Linked DNA regions of Homo sapiens: all the other regions are linked to region 2. A link is a loop called in an ENCODE intact Hi-C map of the cell type or tissue named here. Cell type or tissue: PC-3. All regions are shown on one strand. Region 1 overlaps OXCT1 (3-oxoacid CoA-transferase 1). Region 2 has its middle 77 kb from the start of SELENOP. Region 3 overlaps GHR (growth hormone receptor). Region 4 overlaps CCDC152 (coiled-coil domain containing 152).

The links. Hi-C counts contacts between places; a loop is a spot of excess contacts. Peaks named below come from ENCODE experiments on the same cell type or tissue, not always from the same donor. Only the 100,000 strongest peaks of a DNase experiment are listed, where the experiment ranks them.
Region 1: a loop joins it to region 2, with 4 times the contacts of the local background. A loop is called at or near these places in 50 of 110 quality-filtered maps.
Region 3: it touches region 2 in a loop (5-fold over the local background); 7 of 110 quality-filtered maps call a loop at or near these places.
Region 4: a loop joins it to region 2, with 6 times the contacts of the local background. A loop is called at or near these places in 40 of 110 quality-filtered maps.

What each region holds. Positions count from the first base shown.
Region 1 is chr5:41,854,931-41,859,930 of GRCh38, reverse strand. All of the region lies in intron 3 of OXCT1 (3-oxoacid CoA-transferase 1), which reads left to right. Among named protein-coding and RNA genes, the nearest start is that of OXCT1-AS1, 13 kb to the left of the region's middle. In PC-3, a CTCF peak has its summit at 3,104 (motif pointing left); a DNase peak (open chromatin) is centred at 3,080.
Region 2 is chr5:42,886,820-42,891,819 of GRCh38, reverse strand. No RefSeq gene overlaps it. Among named protein-coding and RNA genes, the nearest start is that of SELENOP, 77 kb to the right of the region's middle. RefSeq lists an enhancer at 3,768-4,967. In PC-3, a CTCF peak has its summit at 2,309 (motif pointing right); DNase peaks (open chromatin) are centred at 2,309 and 4,509; H3K27ac peaks cover 1,980 bases.
Region 3 is chr5:42,654,680-42,659,679 of GRCh38, reverse strand. All of the region lies in intron 3 of GHR (growth hormone receptor), which reads right to left. Among named protein-coding and RNA genes, the nearest start is that of CCDC152, 100 kb to the left of the region's middle. In PC-3, a CTCF peak has its summit at 2,825 (motif pointing right); no DNase peak of the experiment used is centred here; H3K4me3 peaks cover 432 bases.
Region 4 is chr5:42,770,469-42,775,468 of GRCh38, reverse strand. The region is part of intron 4 of CCDC152 (coiled-coil domain containing 152); the gene reads right to left. Among named protein-coding and RNA genes, the nearest start is that of CCDC152, 16 kb to the right of the region's middle. In PC-3, no CTCF peak of the experiment used is centred here; a DNase peak (open chromatin) is centred at 2,568; H3K4me3 peaks cover 1,397 bases; H3K27ac peaks cover 1,837 bases.

The DNA.
Region 1 (5,000 bases), 1.0 Mb after region 2:
ATTACTTGTGTGTGTGTGTGTGTATATATATATATATATATTACATATATATATATATATATATATTACTATACTAGTCAGGTATAATAGTTTTTTGAGAGCCCAATGGTCAGTCTATCACTCTAAAATGTCTGGTTGTGTACCAATGACTTTGAACCTCAAGATAAAGGCAGTGACCCCTCTGCTGTGCCCTTGTTCTTTGTTGAGGAAGCTGCAGCTCTGAAGGAGTTAATAATCAGATGTAGGCCATGAGCTGATTATGGACATTCCCTAGGATTTAGTTATTTTGTCTGGGAAGGGCTAACCAATTCCTGGGATGTATACTTGAACTTCTGTGCTCAGCTCATGAAAGATTTCATTTGTCTCATGTAACTACAGAAGTCCTCCCTTATTCGAGGGGCCTGTGTTCTGAAATCATGGCTAATACTCAACCCAATTGCTGTCAATGGGAATGTATTTCTGTTTGTCTTCCACCCACAAATTTAATGTCTTTTCCATCTTAACTAAGCTCTTATTATGCTCTGTGGCTATAACTTTTGCAGTTTGAGATATGACAGCAAAACTAGCAGATATTTTTCTCTTTCTTTGAAATTTAATGGATAAAAGATTCATTCTTACTTAGATCTTTCACTTAAAGGAAGCACTTTATGACCTCTTTCTGGCATATCCAAGTTGCCTGCACCACTACTCTTGTGTTTTGGGGCCATTATTAAGTAAGATAAGGACTACTTGAACACAAGCACAGCAAAGACTGCAGCAATCTATCTGATCACCATCATGGCTACTAAGTGAAGAACAGGAGAGTAGTATATACAGTGTAGATGTGCTGGACAAAGGGAGGATTCACACCCCGGGCAGGATGGAGTAGGATGATGATAGCTCATCTCGTTACTCAGAATGGTGCAAAACTTAAAACTTATGAATTTTATATGTCTGGAATTTTCCATTTAATATTTGTGGACTGCAGTTGACTGGGTAATTGAAACCACATAGAAAATGAAACTGCAGATTGGGTGGGGGATGGGGAAATTACTGTATGTCATAAATTAGCCTTATATTTAAATGAAGCATTTTGTTTTTGGTACTCTTGATATATTAAATATAATTATCTAATCCAGATTTAAGTATGTCTAAAATGAAAAGTAAACAAAAGAAATACAACTTGGTAAGTGATCCCAACTTTATTTTTGTTTATCTTATTTTGACAAGAATTGCCAATTAATGAGATTTCAGAAAATCAGCAAATTAAATTTCAGATTCAGAGCATGGAAATATTTCCAGAACATTGTCTCTGATGCGGTATCTTTTTGCTTTATAATAATGTGTCTCATTAATGAATTCTTGGCCTTAGACTTTTTCTAGTCACCAAAATGTTTGAAACCCAGGTTTGTTATGATGCAGGAAAAAGATCACATCTCTCTTTAGTATGCTAAAAAATGTTGGCTACTAAAGGAAAGCACCCATCTTTTTGAAGGTCTTATCAGCATTGTCTTTAGTATTAAAGAGCTATAAGATGGTTTAATATACATGTCTCTATTAGAAATGATATGTTCCCCATTTGCAAAAGATCACATCTATTTTTCTTTATCTTGTAAGCCTTTATAGGTAAGGGACTTGTCTTACTAATTTTTTATCATCAATGTCTGATAATAGGTAAGATATACACTTGCCAAATTTGGGTTGTAAAGTATGTGGCAAGAAACACTCTCATTGTAAGCTGACAGCATTTTCAAGACCTGAAGAACTGGTCAGGTAGTGCACCTGGGGCTAGCGTCTTATGCACTGCTTGATTGCTATGCCAGGATACTAGTCTAAAAACAAAGCAAAGCCCATATAAACAATGATTCTCAGAGCTAACAAATGAATAAAGAGATGTGATCTCCAAATAGAGCCAACTTAAAATGGGTAATGGGTTGAAAAGCCAAAGAGATCCAGAAGACAGTAGTTAGAAAAATTCCCAAGTCAATCAGTGTCCAACTATATTCTGGCTTTACTATGGGCCTGTAGGAGTTTCAGATATTTTAAACTACAGAAAGTAAAATGGATCATATCTACCTTCATGAATTATTTTATTACAACTTTATTAGTCTGGGCTGTAGATGATATCAAACGTAATTGAATTTTCTGAGTGGTTGAGGAGTTTACCAAAGGGAGCCTTTTCAGTGGAATGGTCAGGGATGAGGGAAAAATGAGTAATAAAGAACACTGGAATTTGTATTGGAGGGGTGCTGTTACCAGCCCCAGGTCTGAAGGAGTGAAGGCAGGGAGCTGTTACTAGGACCTGGAAGAAAGCTTTATGGAGGGGGTTATCCAATAGGCTGTAACTTCTCAGGGAGAGAGCCAGAGGAATATAAATCCCAACATTTTCCCCTCACCCACATCCTCTTGATGGTGCCTCCCATTGGGTGAACCCGGTCAGAGTGGCTGAACCCAATCAGAAGCCAGAGGGCAAGGGGACCCCTCAATTTAGTCTACAGGGCAGCCATCTGAGGTCCAGATGTTGGAGGGATGGTGAGGCCAGGAGAGGAAGAGAAGTGAGCCAAAAGGAGAATGGGTGGAGTGAGGTTGGGGACATCAAAGGGCAACTGATCACATGGGACCTTGCAGGCCACTCCGGAGACCTTTAATTTTACTCTGAATGAAAGTACCATCACAAGGGTGTGAGCAAGAGCAGTGATATGTTCTGACTTACATTTTATATGGCTTGCTTTGGCTGCCATGTTGTGTGGGAGGGGAAGCAGGGAGGGTTTGCAGTACCCTGGCAAGATAGTGCAGAGTACCAAGGAGAGAGTGAGAAATGGCCAGATTTTGAATAGGCTTTGAAGGGGGAATCAGGATTTCCTGATAGATTCAATGTGGAGTTTGTGAGAGAAGTCAAAGATCGCTGCGTTAGTTTTGGGCTGAGGATCTGTAAGGTGAGCCTGCCATGAGGTGAGATGGGAAGGCTGCAGTGGAGTTGAATTTGGGGGAATAGAATTGTGGGGACCTAGCCAGGTACTAGGAGTAGGTTAAAAACTCAGAAGGCATTGTGTGCATTGAGAGTAATGGGAAGACAGCCCTTGAACAACGGAATCCTTAGGCCTCTGGTGACCTCTAGTGGACAAATGTATTCTTAACTTGCCGGGCATTCTAGCTCAAAAGTACACTCTTGAAAATGCTTATGTTACTTAGGCATTAGTTTTCTTTTGAACCAAGTGAGAGTAAGTCATGCAGCTATTTCTTTTCTACCCATGGTGGATGGGAAATCTTATCAGATTCAGCATTTGAAGGCTAGGGGTGCAAAACACGTTGAGTAGGAGGTTGACAGTTACCTGTTACCTAGACACTTTGAAGTGTTCATTGTGTCAGGAGTGCCGGGGGTAGGAAAGAGGTTTGGAAATGAAATTCTGAGAATTGGGAAGGAATCAGCTGAGCTGGAGTGGTCACTTGTCGGTGTGAGGAGTATGAGAGTGGAGAGTGGAATGAAGTTGGGAGAACAGGTGGCATCAGGAGAAATGTCAGTGGTTTGTCACATACTTAACACCTTTCCAGATCAAGTAAGTAGGCGTCACTAGTGCTTGTTAATTTCCCCCAACCAACTTTCTTTATATTCCATCACCAAAGCCAGAATTCTGGAGTGGGTCTGCAGCTTCATCAGGATGGGCAACAAGTCTTATGAATTATTTCCCCCAAAGACCCTCTTGATTTCTCCCTTCTCCATTCCCATTCCCACTGCTCAGACTCTCACTGTTGGTTGTTTGGACTACTTCGAGCCTCTTCATTGATATCCCGGCCTTTCATCTTTCAAGCTTTCCAGCTAATCATACTGTTATATTTCCGCTTAAAACTTTTTACAGGGACTTCCTGTCTTTCAGGATGAAATCCCACAAGGCTGATCACAACTGGTCCTGCCTTCTCCCCTCCCACATGCTGTTGCCCTCAGTCCATACTCCAGGAACACTGAACATGTAGTTTCCTGAGTGCATCTTTGCAAAGCTGTCTATCTGTCTGTTTTTCTCTACACCTCCACCCCACACACTGTTCTCGAGATGTTTTCTTTTTTCCTATGTCTGTGTAAGTGCCACCTCCTGTAAGATTTTTTCTGCTATCTTTCTCCTCCCCAAAAGTTGGGTTCTCCATTTTCAGAATTATCACAATTTGTGCCTAATTCCCTTAGCATGTCTCTCCCTCTGTTGTAATTATAGGTTACGTGTTTATTTTCTCAGTTTCAAAGCTGCCCAGGACCAGGTCTTATTCATGATTGTAGCTCCAGAGCCTGACACAGGGATAGAATAAGCACTCAGTAAGGGAGTTTTAGATGAATTAACAAACCTGTGGTAGAATAAGCACTCAGTAACGGAGTTTCAGATGAATGAACTGTGTAGATGACACAAGCTCTGTAGGGAAGGAACCATCAGAGCACTAAAGGAATTAGGAGGGAGAGATTGTAAATAAAAACTTCTGTTTCTAGGAAGCACTCTGGTCCTTATCACTACATTTCTGTCTCTTAAAAGGCTTTCTTGAAGCATAGTATGGAGTAATATAGAAAAGTGAACATCTCATAAATACAGTTTGATGGAGTTTTACAAGCTGCACACCCATGTCATCAATGCCCAGATAGATAAATGGAACATGACCAGTACCCCAGGAAGCCCTCTTCCTGCTCCTTCCAGTCGCTGTTCTCTTCTCCCACTACCAATATTAATCGTTAGCCTTACTTTTGATTCTCATAGATTTGTTTTGTCTGATTTTGAACATCATATTAAAGGAATATTTCAGAGTATAATCTTGTGTCTGGCTTTAGCTCAACATTATTCTGTGAGATTCAACCATTGTTACTGATGGTTATAGATGAGTCATTCTCACTGCTATACCCCACTTCATTATGTAGTATGCCACAATTATCTATTTTGCTGATGAGCATTTGGGAGGCTCCAATTTTGGCCATAATGAACAGTGCTGCTATGAATTTTCTTGCACATGTCTTGTGATGAACCTAAGTATGCATTTCTGTTGGTTAT
Region 2 (5,000 bases):
CTTTACTCATTCTTGCATGCAGGCTAGGATAATTTCGGAGCACTGAAATAAAATGGTGAAACGCTGTCTCTACTAAAAATACAAAATAGTTGGGCATGGTGGTGCACACCTGTAATCCCAGCTATTTGGGAGGCTGAGGCAGGAGAATCACTTGAATCCAGGAGGTGGAGGTTGCAGTGAGCCAAGATCATGCCACTGTACTCCAGCCTGGGCGACAAAGTAAGACTCTGTCTCAAAAAAAAAAAAAAAAGAAAGAAAAAAACAAACAAACAAACAAAAAAATACAACAACAACAACAACAACAAAAAACTCATCCCACCATACCCACTGACCTCACTTTAAATGTATGGTCACCAGCTTCAAGTCCTCATCTTACCTTATTTGACCTCTCAGCAGCATTTGACCCAGTTGATTACTTTAACCTCCTTGACGTTTTCACTTGGTTGAAAATATGCATACCAGTTTTCTTCCACTTTTTAAAATTTGCCCTTCTCTGCTGCTTCCTCCATATAGCTGAAAATGATTGGAAACATATTAAATATGTGAAAATCCATAATGATACTACAAAATAACTCATTGTACACATGGAAAGTTTTTAGAACACAAAAGAATTATTGGGAAACTGGTAAATAAAAGAAAACATTAAATATTTATCCTGATTTTCTTGCACAACTATATTTCAGGATAAACAAATAGTTGATAAGAAAATGTCCTTCCTTTTATAAGAAGTCTATCTAATAAAGGAATGAGAAAATCATAATATCACCGTTTGTAATCCCCAATGAAGTAATGAATCTAGATAATGTCCTTCAATGGCTCCTGAAATCATCAGGTGATAATCTGATGGGGAACTTTATAATAAATGGATTGGGCTGACACTTTTAAAACCACTAAGTGGAGACAACCAGACAATAAAATGACACAATATGAGTCTCCGGCTCAATCTAAAAAGTATTATTGCCAAAAAAGCTCAGACTTCAATTTGATCTAGCTTCACTTGTAACTACCAGCCAAGAGAATTACACCCTGGGGATGTAATTAGTCAAACCTAGAGTGTCAAACTTACAACAGAATTTCTTTAACAAATACATTTTAAGGAAAAAGTGGAGGGGAGACTATTATAGATTTTTTAAAAAGAGAGAGAGAGAGATAGGCCGGGTGCATTGAATGCCTGTAATCATAACACTTTGGGAGGCTGAGGCAGGAGAATTTTTTTAAGGCTAGGAGTTTGAGACCACTCTAGGCAACAGAGCAAGTCCCTGTTTCTTTAAGAAATATATTAAAAAAAAATTAGCCAGGTGTGGTGGCGTGCCCCTGTAGTCTTAGCTACACAGGGGACTGATGCAGGAGGGTTGCTGGAACCCAGGAGTTCAAGGCTGCAGTGAACTATGATGGCACCACTACATTCCAGTTTGAGTGACAGAGCAAGACTCTGTCTAAATATATATCTATATCTATGTGTATACACATACATATGTATATATCTATAGATATAGATATGTGTGTATATATATATATAGAGAGAGAGTGTTTTAGGCAGGTTCTCTAGAAAGCAGAGGCTGAAGCTAGGATTAAGATGCCAGCGGCTCATTTGGGTTGTGCACACTCAGGTCAGTTATTGGAAAGGAGGGACGGAGGTGAGGGAAGGGAAGATACTAAGCAGTGTGATGTGATGGGTGCCATTGTGCTGCCTCTGCCTTCACAAGCCAAGAAGTCAGCAGGTGGCTACTTGGTGCAGGGCTTCTCCAGCTGGATTGTAAGGAAAAGCCATACCTTGGACGGCTTGCTGAAGAAAAAAAGAAGTCACTTATTTGCTTGGTCCTTGTTCTTCACTGGTCATATTTTACCCTTGGAGGAGCTAACTCCTGCCCTTCTGGATTGTCACATTCAGTCTCCTGACCTTTCTGGACATCAGCTCCCATACTTAGTGGGGAAATTTTCCACCCAAGACCAAAAGTAGCATTAAATCAAGAGGGAGAAAGAAAAGTTATTGAAAAGATGCATAAGTTTGCGTCTCAAAGCAGTTCACCCCCTTTCCCATGCAGATCCTCTCATATGCTACCTATATATCCAGCTCCCAAGTCACAATATGGGATTCCTTTTTATCCCTTTGGAATGAAAATGTTCTCACTCGTTTCCTGTGAGGAGAGGTTCAGGTCTAATTAATCACAGACTCTTCTTTAAGGCTGCTAATCATGATCTCCTAGAAGAGGAAGGCAAGACAGTAAAGCAAATACATCATTCCCAACCAACCTCTGTAGCTAGTCTCAAGGCAGTTAAATTGCTCCCCAATGGCGACACTAGGTGGAGCCATAGGACCAGGTGGGATTCCTTATCTTCTCAGTAAGGGTGGTGGATGCATAGCCAGAGGAAAACATGGGTTATGAGATAATTTGTATAGTAAAGCCTCAGAAAATATTTTCTTTCTTTCTTTTTTTTTTTTGTTAAAGTGTTATGTGTATGTGGGACAGGAGTAGGGGGTGCGGGAGGATGGGCTGACCATTTTTGACTCATCTTGAAACAGTTTTCTTTCCCCTGGAATTTTAGTTTATCTAGTTCTCTTTGATTCTACAGGTCTCCAAATCCCCTAAAAATATGATAGTTTTAAATTTCCAGCTTTTCCCATTCTTACAGTGAAATATTGGCTTACAGGATTTACTTCATTTTGCTTAGAAGAGTTCTCATATTAACTTGTCGGGTGCAGTGGCTCACACCTGCAATACCAGCATGTTGGGAGGCTGAGCAGGGGCAGATTGCTTGAGGCCAGGAGTTCAAGACCAGCCTGGCCAACAAGGCGAAATCCCCTCTCTACGTCGTAGTGCACACCTGTAATCCCAGCTACTCGGGAGGCGAGCCAGAGGTTGCAGTGAGCCAGGATTGCACCAATACACTCCAGCCTGGGCAACAGAGTAAGGCTCTGTCTCAAAAAAAAAAAAAAAAAAAAAAGAGTTCTTGTATTAACTTGTAACGTAGTCATATTTTCTCATTAAAACCATTACCCTAGACTGTATCATTCTTCAACTTTCCCATTTCTCCTGTATTTCATAACCATTATTATTACTATTATTTTTGCAGAGTTGTCTATATTTGCCCTTTTCTTTTTCGCTTTCCCAGTCACATTTCTACCCATTGCAGTCCGGCTTATGCCCCCACAATTCCTCAAAAGGTTCTCTTCTTCAAATCACCAACATCTCTTCCTAATCACTACATCTAATGCATACTTTCAATCATTATCTCACTTGACTTCTCAACAGCACTGAAATTACTGCACACTCTTTCCTTCCTGAAAGCTCTTCTTTCCTCTGCATCTGTGATGTCACATTCTTATGTTTTTCTTTCTATCCCACTCGCTATTCCTTGTCATTTGCTAGTCTCAGTTTCTGGGTCGAGTTCTTATATTCCAGGATTCTTCAGGATAATATCTTCAGTTCTTTTTATCCCTCACTGTTTGCAGGATAACATATCATTTTTTTCAGTAATTTTTTTGTTTGTTTTTACCCCATACATTTACTGCCATTTAATCTAGGACAGTACTATATAAAAGAACTTTGGAGGTAATAGAATTGTGGACTTAATGAGAATTGCAATCCCATAGGAGTCTTTCAAGGAGTTTCTGTCAGACTGCACCAAAGTAGTGTTTCAATCCACTGCTTATATACAGGTGGTGGCAGCTCAGTATGTGCTCAGAAGTTACATCAAATGTGCTCGGAATTACATTACGTGTGCTCAGAAGTTACAAGCAAACAAAATGTCATCAAAGTTTGGATGTGAGGGTACATCTGGTTATAGATTACAGAGGCATAATCATTAATCCCGTTGTACATTATTTTTTGTACAGAAAAAGGCAAGGACCAGAATCATTGAACTTATCTTTTCTAAAAAATGCACTGATTCAGGCAGGAGATATGGGAATCTGTGCTCTCCCCTTCTTATCGTTTTCAAGGCATTCTTTTGGAGGGCTGTGCTCAGTCACCAAGTCAGGGGCTCTGTGAAATTCTGCTGGCAAGGGATTATGTGAAATTCTGCTGGCAAGAATGAACAAACACAGCTTCTTACATTTACTATTTTGTCTCACAGAAACATTCTCTACTTGCATTGTGCAATATAGTAGTCCTTTACCACCAGGATAGTGAGCACTTGAAATGTGATACTGTGACTAGGAATTAAATTTTAAAATTTGTTTAATATTGATAAATTTACATTTAAATAGCCACATATGGCTAGGGGCTACTGTATCACACAGCCACACAGCCCACATTTAGACCTGGAGGTATTCATTGTTTTATGGAAAGATATTATATTAGAAAAATCAGAAAAAATGCTTTGTGACATTTCATGTGGGAAATCAGGACATTGAGGAAGTCATAACCAGAAGGAAGATCTGGGCTAGATATTACAGAAGAGGCTGGAGTTCCTGCAGGGAGAGGCAGGAGCATGACGAGGGAGAGAGGTCATCGAGGCTGGGGTGAGACATCTGACTTACCGTCAGGAGCCACGTCAGTGCCTCATAAAATCCAATCTCCATTCAGGTGAGCGCCACACCCTGTCTGTGCAAAGACACTATAACAACTGTCCTTTCTCTTGTGATTCTATTGACAGCAGCCAGCAACTCACCCGTGTCTATCCAGCAGCAGACACACCATTCTGTGCCCTCATATTTTGATATGTAACAATCTGACTTACCTTCATGTGGACAACATGAAACAGCATATGAAATGAATGCCGAAACTAAGCATCACTACTTAAAATATTTATACAAATTTAAAATTTTAAACACAGATTTAATTTGTTTTTATTTATTTCTCTGTTGATCTTTTTTTTTTTTCCCTCTCTCTGATATGTTGCTAATTTTCCTGTGTTCTGTTCTTCACTTTGTTAAATCCTAGGATAAACTCAGACTGGGATATGCATGGTTCCTTTCTCACGTGCCTTTTGCTACAGAGCTGTTCTGATGCTGGTCATCTGACTGTCTCTTCTACTTCCTGTTATTATCTGAAAAT
Region 3 (5,000 bases), 230 kb after region 2:
TCGCTCACGCTGGGAGCTGTAGACCGGAGCTGTTCCTATTTGGCCATCGAAGAGAACTTTTTTAAACCTCTTTTTCCTTACAAATTACCCAGTCTCAGGTATGTCCTTTTGGCCGTGTGAGGATGGAGTAATACACATGGCATAGTGCTAACATCCATTTTGATGAATCCTTTCCCTTTGGTCTACCTTCCTGAGAAGCTCAGAGTTTTCATCGAGTTCATAGATACTCAAGGGCCCCTCAGTGGGAAACTTGACCTAATCTTCTTGTGCAGAGTTTCTAATATTTGAAAACTTTCCTACCTTATTTCCTTTAAAACACACCCATCCTGCTTTCTAATCTCAGAGCCTTGGTAGGTAGGGGTAGTATGCAGCAGCAGAAAGAACACAGTCTTTGAAGCTAGCTGGATTTCAGTTTGAATCCCAGCTGTGCAACTTGCTAGTAATGTTACATAAGTTCTCTAAGCTCCAGTTTTCCCCTGTGTAAAATGAGAGCAAAATACCTGCTTATACAGTTGCTGAAAAATAAATCAGATTATTATAGAGTACTTGGCACTTGGTTAGTCTTCAATAAACAACCACCACCATTATTACACTACTCTAGTGGGTTAATAGATCCCCAAGCCTTCATTTGTTGACCTCCAAGAAAATGTCTGAAACTTAGAAAGCCTTATATATTGCAATGCCTTAGCCTAAAAATATGCCTCAAAATTAGAATCTAAAGCACAGATTAGACAACTCTCTTCATAACCTACCAAAATGGAAGCTACTTTTAATCCACATCCACTCTTAAATATAAAACAAATTTAGGTCAGAAGTAATGGACTCCCTAGGCTTTATGGTAGGGTTTCTCAACTTCCACACTATTGGTATTTTGGATCAGATCATTTGTTGCTGTGGAATGCTGTCCTGTGCATTAGAGAATGCTTATCATCATTCCTACTCTCTACCTACTAGATGCCAGTAGCACCCCCTCTTTTCCAGTGTGACAAGTAAAATGTCTCTAGACATTGCCAAATGTCCCCTGGGGGGAAAAAAATCACCCTTGATGAGAACCACTATGGTATGAGAATTATAATTCACTTTATAAAGCTCAATTGCAGATGCTCTGATTACATTTGCATTGGATAATTCTTACTGTATATAAGCAAAAATAACAATGGATAAAAGTTCTTTTTAACCATGATTGATTGAGCTCCTACTTTGTGCTAAGTTTTTGCCATTTGCTTTCTCATTCCATCTTCACAACTCTTCTGTGGAGTATGCTGTATATATTATTATAACCCTCATTTTACAGAGAAGGAAACTTAACTTCAGGAAAGTTAGATAATTTTTAGCCAAAACACAAAGGTAATAAGTAGCAAAGCTGGGATGTGAATCCAGATTTTTCCCACTTCAAAGTTTTCTTCCCATAGGTAGCACTGCCCACTGCCTCTTTCAGTTTTATTTGGATTTTCTTTTTATGGTAAGGTTGCTTTTTTTTGGCATTAGGTTCAGAAACTTATCGGTTTCTATGAGCTGTTAGATAGCTAGTAATAATTAAGAGTCCTGTACTTGATTTGAGATAGTTTTGTACTTCCTCTTTTACCCTAATTTATATGAACAAACAGAAAAGCATCTTTATTATCAGAAATATCTGAATTCCCTAAGCAATAATGCCACATCCCCTCATAAAAAATGAGAAACTAAAGACAAGTCCTGATTCTGAAAAGTTTTCAGCCTGGTTGGGAAAATAAGACTTATACCTATGAAATAAGCTGAAAATAAAACATTTTAGGACCACCTACTCAGAAGAATACCCAGCTACTATTAGGTGGGAGGATCACTTGAGCTCAGGAGTTTGAGGCCAGCCTGGCCAACAAGCAAGACTCCACTATAAAAGCAAGAAAAAGGAACATTTTAGGATATACTGGAGTAGCTATATAAAACTTCATAAGGAAAGGGAAACACCAGTATGTTACTGTAGACTTATAGTACTTCATAGAGAAGTTACAGTAGGAAATAGAGTGACAAAAAAGGGATAGAGATTAGGAAGTTGATTATAACAGGTATTATACTTCTAAATTCCCATTATGAGTGAAGAGAAGAGGTCAGGTGCATATTGGCAAGTATCTACTTATCCACTAGTGGACAATATCCCATTGGACAACTCTCAAGAATAAAAGGAATAAAATCATGGTCCACATTTTCCTCTCTCTCTTTCTAGCCAGGATCTCTGCTTACTTCTAACCATCACCAAAGGATAGATGGCCACTTAGAAGAACTAGAGAAGCCGTATTCATTTCTGGCATTAAAAAGGACTCTAAAAACACTACTTTGGCAGAGAAAATCATTTATATGTAGACACAGACTCTTAGAGCTAGAAGAGACCTTAACAGTCACCTGGACCTACCATTTCATTTTAGATATGAAGAAAATGATGCCTCCAAGAGAGAAATAAATTGCCCATGGTCACACTACTGGTAAGAATCCATGCTGTGTTTTGCTGCCTCCATGAGGAAAAAATCATGGTCACTAAACTGAGATGATCTCTTAATGATTACTCTTATATATTTACTTCATATCCACCAACTGCTAAGCCCCTACCCAGTTTCCAAATGTCACATTTATAGAAAATGAACGAAGGTTGATCCTGAGCCCTAGATTCTATGACACAAGATTAAGACCATGTTCAGGGTTACAGTGATAAGAAAGGTCCCTGACTAGGCATTTTGTAAACTTATAAGAAACCAGAAAAAAAGAATCATTTTGAGTACTGATATTCAACTACATAATGGGCTCAAAATTCCTTGTATAATCAACATACTTTATTACACTAGATGGCAGCAAATAAGTAGCTAGATATATAGTCAGTTAATCAGGAAATGGAAAACAAAATGAAACTACACAGAGATTGGGTCTAAATTTGCTGGAATAAAGTAAATGTCCATGAGCATTAAGCTCTTGCATGCTCCAAAACATTCTTGAAGAAGGCATGATTGTATATATTTTTTAAATCAAGCTTCCTCCTTACACATAGTAGGGTGCTAAACAATGTGGTGAATTGCTGCAACTTTGAATTGTATAACTGCTGATTCCTCGCCAGGTAGGGCAATACAATATATATTTTCAAGATTTTTTTCTCTGGCCATCAGAGGCAGCATAATAATAGAGAATGGGGGATGGACAGGAGTGCAAAGATAGGCTTTAGAGGTGATGTTGCAAGATACGACATCAGGATTCACAGGACAGAAAAGAACATTAACAAGAGCTGGCTGTGAATATTGGCAAACAGGTATTTGAAATTAAATAAAAATAGAGGCTACAGTTTACTGTCTTCAAAATGGACCATGCAAGACAATCCACTGGGTAATGAGAAGATACTAAAATGTTTATTTATATGTGTTGTTTATATAAAATAGGAAACAAATGAAAGTTTTCTAATATTGAGCATGTAAGAGTTGCATAAAGCCTTCAGTCAGCCTGTGTCTGAGTCACATGTTGCATTTGCTATGAGAGGAATTTTGCAGGAAGAGTGGGAGTGTTACCGTTCAGAGGGGTTGTTTGTAGTATCTTTAGTTACCTCTTCATGTAACATGTTAGAACATGTTTTTTGCAGGTTCTGTATGACTGATTTTGTGGATAGATTATACTGATTTAAAATTGATTTAACTAATAATTGTATAACAAATAAGTGAGTTAAAAAGATTCATGTAAAGAAACTTCATACTGAAGGTAAAACTAATTATGCAAGCCCAAATCAACAATAAGAAAATGGCTGGGCTAATACTTTTCTTAACCCTAGAATAAGCTTTCATCAACTCTAACCAAATCTGATAAGCTGTCTTCCAAAATAGGAAATTATCCCAAAGACTATTTGAAATAAAGATCTACTCCTACTGCTGTTAAGAATGAACCTTTAACTTAGTATACATTGTGCTTTTTTCAGAAATGAGACAGTGTCTCATTTCGGTAGACAGTGTCTACTAATGCCAATTTTATATTTTATATTAAACCAAATTTATATATATTTTATGTTTGACAATGAACAGAATATATTAGAACCTTGTACATATATATAACTTACAAATATGTAAACATATGTATCATGTGTTCAAAAATTACTTTACTAATGGGATGTAGAATACAAATTTTAGTGACTTATGACTGAGCATAACCCCGTCATACATGAATGAATAAAATGAGGCAAGAGGCTTAGAGTCTGCCAATGTCACCACGGAGCAGCAATGTCCAAATTCTTATTATTCAAACACTTTCTGTTCCATTCTACTTTGCTTCCACATCTTCCTCAGGTTTATCTAATTAGGTAACATTTAGGTACACAAATCCAAGGCAGAGCCCTGGGCTCCTTATCCTCTTACAGCTCTCCAAGTGCCCTCATCCTGAAATAATTGCTCTGTTAGAAGCACAAAGGTGTGAAAAATATTAAAGGAGCAGCATCTGCCCGTCAAAGAAAATGCAACTATGTGGAAAGGAAGGGCCCAAATATTAGAGCAGAAAGACACTACAGGATAAGCTAAGCACTTATTCTCATAATGAAATATTTTTGGATGAACGTCCATAAAGCAAGAGAATTCCTAAAAATGTATTCGCTATTTTGGACTATATAGGAGAATGAGGAATGGCTTAAAAATGAGAGGTTGACTTGGGGCTGGAGAAGATAGTCTGGCATTCAGGGGCAGACACAAGGGGATGAGGGGATGAGAGGAAACCCTTTCAGATGAGGAGTTTCAAGGCCATGATAATTTACTTACATGTTGGCTCGCTTTTTCTTATAGAGCCTTGCCAAGTGGCTGCAATCAATAGTCTGCACAAACTAGGCTGCAATCATAGTCTGCATAAACTCTGCTAGAGTAGGTACGTGCTCTTCCTAAATGCCAGTGCTTGCAAAATGTGGTCTTGGGAGTCTGGTCCACCTGCAGCAAAACCACTGGGGTAGCTTGTTTTTAACATCAAGCCCCTGAACTCCACCTCAGGCTACTGAGTCAAACTCTGGGACAAGC
Region 4 (5,000 bases), 120 kb after region 2:
TGCAGAATTATTGGTTGGTGTTTTATTCTATCTCTCTCAGCACTTTAAAATATTTCACTCTACTCCTTTACTGTTTGCATGGTTCCTGAGAAGAAGCTGGGTATAATTCCTATCTTTGGTCCTCTATAGGTAAATAATTTTCCTCACTTGTTTCAAAATTTTTTCTTTGTTTTTTATTTTCTACAGTTTGAATATGACATGCCTATGGGTAGTTTTTTGAGCATTTACCCTGCTTGGTGTTCACTGAGCTTCCTGGATCTGTGGTTTGGTATCTGATATTAATTAGGGGAAATTCTCAGTCATTATTGCTTCTGATGTTTCTTCTGTTCCTTTCTTTCTTTATTTTTCTTCTGATATTCCCATTAAGTGTTTGTTACAGCTTTCGTAGTTATTACACTGTTTTTGAATATTTTGTTACTTTTTTCCTAGTCTTTTTTTTTTTTCTGAAATTTCAGTTTCGGAAGTTTCTATTGACATATTCTCAAGCTCAGAGAATCTTTCCTGAAACTGAGAAATTATTTTCATTAGGCTATGTCTAGTCTACTAATGAGTCCAACAAAGGCATTCTTCATTTGTGTTACACTGTTTAGAGCCTTTAGCATATTAACTGTAGTTTTTTAAAATTTCTGGTCTAATAATTCCAATATCCCTGCCATTTCTGTGTCTGGTTTTGATGCTTTCTCTGTCTCTTCAAACTGCCTATTTTTTTTCTTTTAGTGTGCCTTGTAATTTTTTGTACAAAGCTCAAGACCAAGTACCAGTAAAAACGCCTAAGGTGTTGCAGAAGGAGAAGTATTCTATAGTCCTATGATTAGGTCTCAGTCTTTCAGTAAGCCTGTGTCTTTGGACTGTGAGTTACCCACATGCTTCTTAGTCCCTCTCCCCTTTGGTGAGATGGGATGGCTAGAATGGGCTAGAGTTGGGAAGGCTAGGGGGAGCTGAAATAGGATATTTTCCTCCCCTAAGGCAGCTTATCCTCGGCTAAAACCCCAGTAGTTTAGGCTCAGATAAAATAGCTTCTTTCAAGTCAGGCTTTGTTAAGAACAGAAGCTGTGGATTATTTCAAAATGGTTACTTTTCTTCTCCTCCAGCCAACAACATGAGGGAATTTTTCTCATATCTTAACTGTGAGATCTTAGTAGAGCTCTCACAGGTAAAACTTACAAAACTATAGGGGCTCTCCTATGGGATTGGGTCCCCTGAAATTTTTAATCTCTTAGATTTGACTACAATGAGCCATCTGCAATTCATCAAAATTACATTTTAGGGTTTCCTAGCCTGACAAACAGGGAGGTTTCTGCTCTTGTTAAGTTGTGATTCTCTGAGTCTGCCTCCCTGTCTCCAATTTTAGATGCATCAGTTTGTCCTGCGACCTCAGTTCTCTGATCAAAAGTCTAAGAATTGTTGATTTTTCAGTTTGCTCAATGTTTTACTTGTTGTTAGCAGGGCGTGACAACTTCTGAGATCCTTATATGTTTTACCAGAAAGATGAGGTACGTTTGAAGGATTTTCATTAAAGTTAGAATTCTATTTCCAAGTTTTATGTGCAAGTGAGAATACTTAAAAGGGACACATTTTCAGCCCTGAAGTTGCTTAATGGTGGAACCATTTCTAAAGATACAATGGTTTTTCCATAAATTAATTTTCCAAAATCAGTTAATTGGCCACTGTTGGCTGACATTTTTTCAAGTCTAACAGACTTTCACTACTTTTTAACTTAATATGCCTGATAAAGAGCTTGTATGGGGGTAGGAGAAGTGACAGCTCTGATACTTTCTTATTGTTGGCTTGTGCTTGCATTATTGTAATTATTATTGTCCTCAATATATGTTTTATTTTTTAAAACTACTTGTCCATTTTGAAAGGATTAGTTTGATTAGAACTAGCTAATTTTATCTATCAATCCTCTTATCCAGAAACATATAAACTGTACTACATGGCCATACACTGAAACTAGGGGAAAAAGTAAACATGCAATTGTTCAGTTTTAGAACTCCCATTCTCCTCAGAGAAAGAACCTTGTGTATCATGCGTGACATATAATTAACTTATAGATAGAAAAAGGAATATTATCCCAGTTATTAAATTTTTGTAAGATGACTGGCTTTGAATTTTCAGATGAAAATAAAGATAAATAAGAATTGCAATTTTTTTCTACATCTCATTGAATTATCTTTTACATAATCCATAAGTCCCTACTGAAAAGATTCATTGATAAGACTAAAGGAAGGTAGCATTTCTCTCATTGTAACTGAAAAGTCTCTTAAACCCAAAGGGTAATTGATTAATCAGCTCAATAATGTTACCAAAAAACCAGATCCTTTTAGTTTACTTTTCTTGCTATCCTCCAAAATCATCCTGCTGGCATGATTTTTAGACTAGAAACAAGAAATCTGAAACAATTTTAGGCATTATATACAGTCTTATAACAACCAGAAGAACATAGTCCATCTCTTGGGAGAGAGGAAAATTATTCCAAAAGAACTCCCTTGGAGCTTGGATGCGATCAGCTTCCCCTGAGGCATATGGTTAAGTGAATGAAGGGTGAATGTCTGAAAAAGAAAAACCGTTTCCTGTTAAGGAGAGAAAAGAGCTATTGGAAAGGAAACCACTGGGTAGCTTAAATAAGCAGATTAATCATACTATCTTGGCAATCAATTGGATGAAAATGGTCAAATATAGATAGTTCTTATCTATTACCTTGCTCAATCAAGGCTTGTAAAAGCATTGGGAAAGTGAACTCAATGAGTCATCATTTATTTGCAAGAGACATCATACAATATTCATTTTTAAGAATGGCTATTTTTTTTTTTTTTTTTGAGACGGAGTCTCGTTCTGCAGCCAGGCTGGAGTGCAGCGGTGCGATCTCGGCTCACTGCAACCTCCAACTCCCTGGTTCAAGTGATTTTCCTGCCTTAGCCTCTCGAGTAGCTGGGATTACAGGCATGTGCCACCACGCCCAGCAAATTTTTGTATTTTTTTTTAGTAGAGGCGGGGTTTCACCATGTTGGCCAGGATATGGATTACAGGCGTGAGCCACAGCGCCCGGCCAAGAAAGGCTATTTTAAAACTTGTACTTGCCTTGTACTGGATCTTAAAGAGAAAGTTTTCTGTTTTCTCCCATTGATTATGATGTTAGCTGTGAGCTTTTCATCTATGGCCTTTATTGTGTTAAGGCAAGATCCTTCCATGCCTATTATCTTCTCTATCTATGCCTATTTCATGAGAGTTTTAATCATGAGTGGATGTTGAATTTTGTCAAATGTTTTTTCTGTATCTATTGAGGTGTTCATGTGTTTTTTTCTATTCATTTTGATAATAAATAGAAAACACATGGTGTATCACATTGATTGATCTGTGTATACAGAACCATACTTGCATCCCAGGGATAAATCCCACTTGGTTAGGATATATGATCTTTTTAATGGGCTGTTGAATTTTATTTGATAGTATTTTATTGAAGATTTTTGAGTCTGTGTTTATCAGGGATATTGGGATGTAATTTTCTTTCCTTGCAGTGTCTTTGTCTGATTTTGGTGTCCGGGTGATGCTGGCCTCATAGGATGAGTTTGGAAGTGTTCCCTTTGCTTTTATTTTTTGAAAGAGTTTAAGAAAAAGCGGTATTACTTTTTCTTTGAGTGTTTAATAGAATTCCCATGAAGCCACCTCATCCTGGGCTTTTCTTTGGTGGGAGATTTTTGATTATTTACTCAATCTCCTTATTTGTCATTGGTGTGTTCCGACTATTTCTGACTCAGTTTTGGCAGGTTGTATATTCTTAGGTATTTGACTATTTCTTCTAGGTTATCCAGTTTGGTGGCATATAGTTGCTCTTAATAGTCCCTTATTATCCTCCTCACGCCCCCTAGGATTTCAGTTGTATCGTCTTCTCTTTCATTTCTGCTTTTATATATTGACATCTTTCTTTTTTTTTCAGTGTAGCCAAGCATTTGTCAATTTAGTTTATTTTTTCAAAAAAAACAAACTCCTAGTTTTGTTAAATTTTCTGTTGTTTTTTATTTTCTATTTGATTGATTTATCCTATAATCTTCATTATTTCTTTCCTTTGAGTACCTTTGGGCTTAATTTGTTGTTCTTTTTCTAGTTCCTTGAGGTGTAAAGATAGATTACTTATTGGATATATATATATTTTTTCCTTTTAAATTTAGGCTTTACAGCCATAAACTTCCCCATTAAAATGTCTTCTGCTGTATCCTATAGGTTTTGGTATGTTGTGTTTTCATTTGTCTCAGATACTTTAAAAATTCCTTTGGTTTATTCTTTGACTCAATGATTGTTCAGGAGTGTGTTTAGCATTTTTGCCTCTTCTTTTCAACATAGTGTTGGAAATCTTAGAGCAATTAGGAAAGAGAAAGACATAAAGGGCATCCAAATCAGAACAGAAGAAAATTATCCATATTCGCAGATGACATGACTATATACTTAGAAAACCTATTAGAACTAATAAACAGATTCAGTAAAGTTGCAGTATACAAAATCAACATATAAAAATCGATCACATTTCTATATACAAATTACAAAATATCTGGAAAGGAAATTAAGAAACAATCCTATACATAATGGCAATAAAAATACTTAAGAATTAACCAAAGAAGGTGAGAATCTTGTACACCAAAGAAGGTGAGAATCTTGTACACTGAAAGTAATAAAACATTGATGAAGGAAATGAAAGAAGACACAGATAAATAGATTAGAAGAATATTATTAAAATGTCCATACTATCTAAAATGATCTGCATATTTAATGCAATCGCTATCAAAATGCCAATGACATTCTTTACAGAAGTAGACAAAACAATCTTAAAATCCATATGGAAACACAAAAGACCTCAAATAGCCCAAGCAATCTTGAGTAAAAAGAACAAACCTGGAGCCACTGCACTACCTAATTTCAAAATATATTATAGAGCTACAATAATCAGAACAGTACAGCACTGTTAAAAAAAAAAAGACATGTAGATTATGGAACAGAATAGAGAA